Regions from separate parts of the Homo sapiens genome. Here region 1 is linked to region 2. Evidence: chromatin loops called from intact Hi-C (ENCODE). Cell type or tissue: HepG2. All regions are shown on one strand. Each heading gives the region's core, and the rest is flanking DNA. Links, peaks and the distances in the headings are about the cores only.

Region 1 (2,913 bases), core at 91-2,590, 1.2 Mb after region 2:
TCACCAGATACAACATTTACATGACCACGAGCACAACGAACTCTTCTGCTGTGCCTGCTTCTTTCAACATATTCGTGCTCACCATCAGGACTGGTAGAAACTAGAGTTTGTTTACAGCCATATGGGAGACCGTGGGTTTTTTCCTGAGTGCGATCATGGGGCATGCATTTGTGTGTGTCTGTGTGTGGTACTCAGCTCCAAGGCCTTGTAACAGAGATGATGTATCCCCATCGAAGAAAAATGACAGTCAGAATAAGAAGACGAAGCCAGTTTGTCACTTAATGCAAAGGCTGATTGTGCGGCAACAACAGCCTCACACTGGGATTGATTACAAACAAGATGACACTTCCCTGTGGGCTGCCTCGCGTGTTATTATAAATAAATACCATTCGTTTTAGAATCTGCATTACTGCAGAGGATAGATTATACCTCAGCGCCCTAGGTATACAGTAAATATCCCAGGGAGTACAATGGCCCTTCTCAACCCACAATAGGAGCCTCGCCTCATGTGACACAGTATCATAAATAAAATCAGGCCGTAGCACAGAGCCATGAGAACAGAAGTGAAGACAGAGTTTGACTGATGTTAGGGATTCATCTCCATGAAGGGCATGCTTTAAAGTGTGGTGGGATTTTGTTCCAAGCGGCCCAGGGGCCCTCAGTAGCTGTAAGGCATTTTTGATTTATCCCTGGCAGTGAAGCCCAAGAGAACCGCTCGATACCTAAGAGTATTTCCTGAAAATCAGAGTTCGGTTTTCAAGATGAAAATAAATCTGTTAAATTTTTTTGAATATCTCCTTGCCTTTGTCCCGACTGTTCCAAATCTGTCATCCTACGATCTTCAAATAAATAAATTATTTTAACCAAGAAATATAGAGCGACTGTTTTCTATTTATTTCTTTATGCCTTGCTTCAGTGCAGGGTTGAATTTGATCTGCCTGTGAGAAATATATATTTTTCATTTCCGGGGCTATCCACTCGTTTTCTATCTTCCTCTCTCCGTCTTCTCGACGTCTTCCTATCTCTGCTATCTTTCCTTCATAAGCACGGATAGGCGCTGGGAAGGCTCAGCCAATCCCCTTTTCAGGTGTGACACGAGTGCCCTCTGCCGTCCAGAATGGCGAACAACTCAGCATCCAGGCAGGTTCAGACCAGACGAGGAGATGGGGAAAAAACCTACAGCCGTTCTCCCATCTCTGGGCAAACACTGGACGTATTGTTAAAATGAATAATTTATTAAACCACAATTGTTTATTGACTGCTCTTTCACTATCTGCTTTCCAGTTATTAAACACATTCGCGGGGTGCTTGGGTGTCAGCCCTTAGCCGACTTGAAGCTTCTTTCTGAGGCAATGATGTTCCCAGCCCCCTTGCTTCTCTCCACACGAGACATTTTCGATCTCTTTTGTCAGGTCAGGGTCAAACTACAGTTGTTCTGAGATGACTTTATCAATTCTCAGTTGATAGACTCTAAATGAAAAAATGCCTACCGCCGCCCCGTCGCTACTTAAGAAGGAGGGTTATTTGTGTAATGTTCTGTCAGTCCAGCAGGATCTGTGACAGACGCAAAGAGTCAAGTGAAATAAGGGAAAAGAAGTTTTTATGCCTCTTATTAGTCTCTCTTCCTTACATCAAGGAACTGATGACATCCATCCTAGGATGTCCTTCCAAACTGAAAGAGGCACGGGAAGAACCGTCCCTCACTCCTTTCGGAGTAAGCAAGACCCGCTTTAAGTATTCGTGCTAATTCTCCACCCTTCACCCTGAGGGGATTCAATGTCCACAGCAGAGCAGGTGGGAGGGGGCCCTTGCCAGGAAGAAAATTCTCTCACTCCAGATTTGAAGGAAGCATCAGTCTGTACCCAGAGTGCCCCCTGCTTTTAAAGGGCAAACATTTCCACCATCCAGAATTGCAAGAAAATGTGCAGTAACCCAAAAATAAATCAATAAGGCCCAAGGCAAAGGAAGAAACAGAGATTCCCAAAATTGAAAGTGAGATTTTATTCTAAAACCCAAAATTTTTAAAAATATTTGATTGATACTGATACTAGACATAAGCACAAGAAAGCTTTCACCATTCCCTCTCTCTCTCTCTATCTCCTAAAATAAGACAATCATTTCATTTCCAAATAACTCATTAGGGATTTGTGTTTAAATGCAGAGACCTATTGCCAGATGTTGCCAAAATAAAAAAGAAAAACCCTAACAGTAAATAAAATCAGAAATGTCATCAAATTATTCCTTTCCCCAAACTATATATGACTTTCAAGGAAAACTCACACTTTGATATTCTCTGTCACAATATTAATATTCACAGGCTTAGCATCCAGAAGACACAGGCGAGACACAGGCTAGGGGGTGGGGAGGAACCCTGCCAGCAAGGTTTGCCCAAACTCAAGCATTGAGAAAGCGTGTCTGTAAGATACAGTACATATTGATGACAACTGGCACTAAATTTGAAGTGAATCTGATTTTCTGACCTGAGTGACAGCTATGGTTTTGCCAGGCATGTGACTGAACATGGCACAACCTCACTAAGCTTTGGTTTCCATGTTTGTAAAATTAAACTGATGCTTCTTCCTTCATGAAATTAAATATGAGTTCTTCTGTGTCATGTACACAAAGTACTTAGCACAGTTAGAGGTAGAGTAAACATGCAATACATGTATGGGACCCTTAGCTTTCTATTTTCATTCCCTTCTTTCCATCCTAAGCACCATACTTCAAAACAGGGTCAGGCCAGGTGTGGTGGTTCATGCTTGTAATCCCAGCACTTTGGAAGGCCAAGGTGAGTGGATTGCTTGAGCCCAGGAGTTCAAGAACAGCCTGGGAAACATGGTGAAACCCCATCTCTATAAAAAAAAAAAAAATACAAAAATTAGCCAGGTGTGGTGGCTCACACCTATAGTCCCA
Region 2 (2,913 bases), core at 122-2,621:
ATGTATCTTTTCATACTCTCTATATCTTAAAAAGTTGTAATTATTATTTTTGATAGGTTTGCCTTTTATTTATTTACTTTTTTTACTAAAGATATAAGTGGTTTGTTTACACACCACAATTACAGTGTTAGGATAGTCTGTCTTTTTTGTATACTTACTACTACCAGGGAGATTTCTATATTCAGATGATTTCTTTTTGTTAATTAGCATCATTTTCTTTCTGATTGAAGAACTCCCTTTAGCATTTTTTATAAGACAGGTCTGGTGTTGAAATCCCTCAGCTTTTATTTGTCTGGGAAAGCCTATTTCTCCTTCATGTTTTAAGGATCATTTTGCTGGACATAATGTTCTAGGTTGGATTTTATTTCCCCTGCACTCTTAATATGTCATCCCACTCTCTCTTCACCTGTAAAGTTTCCACTGATAAGACTACTACCAGACATATGGGAGCTCTTCTATATGGCATTTCCTTATTTTCTTTTAAAGCTTTTAGTGTCCATTCTTTATCCTTGACCTTTGACGGTTTTATTATTTTATGGCTTGAGGTGGTTTTATCTCGGTTGAACCTGCTTGATGTTCTATAAACTTACAGGACACAAATATTCATCTCTCTCTCTAGGCTTGGAAAGTTCTCTGTTATTATTTCTTTGAATAAATTTTCTACTTTGATCTCTCTCTCACTCTCTCCAATTTCTATAAAGCCAATCACTCTTAGATTTTCCCCTTTGAGGCTTTTTTTCTAGATCTTGTAGTTGTGTGTCTTTATTTTTTTTTCTTTTCTGTCTGTGTATTTTCATATAGCCTGTCTTCAAGTTTGCTATTTCTTTATGCTTAGTCAATTCTGCTTTTAGGAGACTGATGTATTTTTCAGTTTGTCAATTGAATTTTTAGTTCCAGAATTTCTGCTTGATTTTTAAAAATTATTATTCCAGTCTTTTTGTTGTGTTTCTCTGATAGAATTCTAAATTCTCTGTGTTATTTTCAAGTTCACTGACCTTCCTATAGACAGCTATTTTGAATTCTCTGTCTGAAAGGTCACATATCTCTAACACTCTAAGATTGGTCACTGGTGCTTTTATTTGGAGATGTCATGTTTCCTTTCAAATTCTTTTTTGTTTTGTTTTTTGAAACGGAATCTCACTCTGTCGCCCAGGCTGGAGTGCAGTGGCGTGATCTCGGCTCACTGCAAGCTCCGCCTCCTGGGTTCACGCCATTCTCCTGCCTCAGCCTCGCGAGTAGCTGGGACTACAGGTGCCCGCCACCACGCCCGGCTAATTTTTTTTGTATTTTTAGTAGAGATGGGGTTTCACCGTGTTAGCCAGGATGGTCTCCATCTCCTGACCTCGTGATCCGCCCGTCTCGGCCTCCCAAAGTGCTGGGATTACAGGCGTGAGCCACCGCGCCCGGCCTCCTTTCATATTCTTAATGCTTGTGGACATTTGTCAAGGTCTAGGCATTGAAGAGATAGGTATTTATTTTGATCTTGAGAGTCTGGGCTTGTTTGTACTGGTCCTTGAAAAGGCTTTCCATGTGTTTAGAAGGGGTTGAGTGCTGTGATCTAAGCCCGTGGTCATTGCATCCATATCAGCACTAGGGGGCTCCCTAAGCTCAGGAATGCTGCACCCTTAAGGGACTCCTAGAGGGAGCGGCAGGCTTGAGTAAGATAAGAAAGAAAATTCGTGAAGCCTTCCGTATTTTTTGGAAACCATCATCCTCAGCAAACTAACACAGGAACAGAAAACCAAACATCGCATGTTCTCACTCATAAGTGGGAGTTGAACAATGAGAACACATGGACACAGGGAGGTGAACATTATGAGAGCTGCTGGCAGTCCTCACAGCCCTCGCTCGCTCTCGGCGCCTCCTCTGCCTGGGCTCCCACTTTGGCGGCACTTGAGGAGCCCTTCAGCCCGCCGATGCACAGTGGGAGCCCCTTTCTGGGCTGGCCAAGGCCGGAGCCCACTCCCTTAGCTTGCAGGAAGGTGTGAAGGGAGAGGCGCCAGCGGGAGCCAGGGCTGCGCGCGGCGCTTGCCGGCCAGCTGGAGTTCTGGGTGGGCGTGAGCTTGGCGGCCCCGCACTCGAAGCAGCTGGTCCGCCCTGCAGGCCCTGGGCAATAAGGGGCTTAGCATCCGGGCCAGCGGCTGCGGAGGGTGTACTGGGTCTCCCAGCAGTGCCAGCCCGCCGGCGCTGCGCTCGATTTCTCACCGGGCCTTAGCTGCCTTCCCGTGGGGCAGGGCTCCGGACCTGCAGCCCGCCATGCCTAAGCCTCCCACCCCCTCCATGGGCTCCTATGCGGCGGGAGCCTCCCCAACCAGTGCCACCCCCTGCTCCACGGCACCGAGTCCCATTGACCACCCGAGGGCTGAGAAGTGCCGGTGCACGGCACAGGACTGGCAGGCAGCTCCACCTGCGGCCCCAGTGCGGGATCCACTAGGTGAAGCCAGCTGGGCTCCTGAGTCTGGTGGGGACGTGGAGAACCTTTATGTCTAGCTCAGGGATTGTAAATACACCAATCGGCACTCTATATCTAGCTCAAGGTTTGTAAACCCACCAATCAGCACCCTGTGTCTAGCTCAGGGTTTGTGAGTGCACCAATCGACACTCTGTATCTAGCTACTCTGGTGGGGCCTTGGAGAACCTTTGTGTCCATACTCTGTATCTAACTAATCTGGTGGGGATGTGGAGAACCTTTGTGTCTAGCTCAGGGATTGTAAACGCACCAATCAGCGCCCTGTCAAAACAGACCACGCGGCTCTACCAATCAGCAGGACATGGGTGGGGCCAGATAAGAGAATAAAAGCAGGCTGCCGGAGCCAGCAGTGGCAACCCGCTTGGGTCCCCTTCCACCCTGTGGAAGCTTTGTTCTTTCGCTCTTTGCAATAAATCTTGCTACTGCTCACTCTTTGACTCCAC

The links. Hi-C counts contacts between places; a loop is a spot of excess contacts. Peaks named below come from ENCODE experiments on the same cell type or tissue, not always from the same donor. Only the 100,000 strongest peaks of a DNase experiment are listed, where the experiment ranks them.
Region 1: it touches region 2 in a loop (9-fold over the local background); 2 of 110 quality-filtered maps call a loop at or near these places.

What each region holds. Positions count from the first base shown.
Region 1 is chr4:138,918,204-138,921,116 of GRCh38, forward strand. The region is part of intron 2 of LOC105377448 (a long non-coding RNA gene); the gene reads right to left. Among named protein-coding and RNA genes, the nearest start is that of NOCT, 96 kb to the right of the region's middle. RefSeq lists an enhancer at 1,095-1,154. In HepG2, for the core only: a CTCF peak has its summit at 1,103 (motif pointing left); a DNase peak (open chromatin) is centred at 1,088.
Region 2 is chr4:137,731,747-137,734,659 of GRCh38, forward strand. All of the region lies in intron 1 of LOC105377444 (a long non-coding RNA gene), which reads right to left. Among named protein-coding and RNA genes, the nearest start is that of LINC02172, 190 kb to the left of the region's middle. In HepG2, for the core only: a CTCF peak has its summit at 1,598 (motif pointing right); a DNase peak (open chromatin) is centred at 1,605.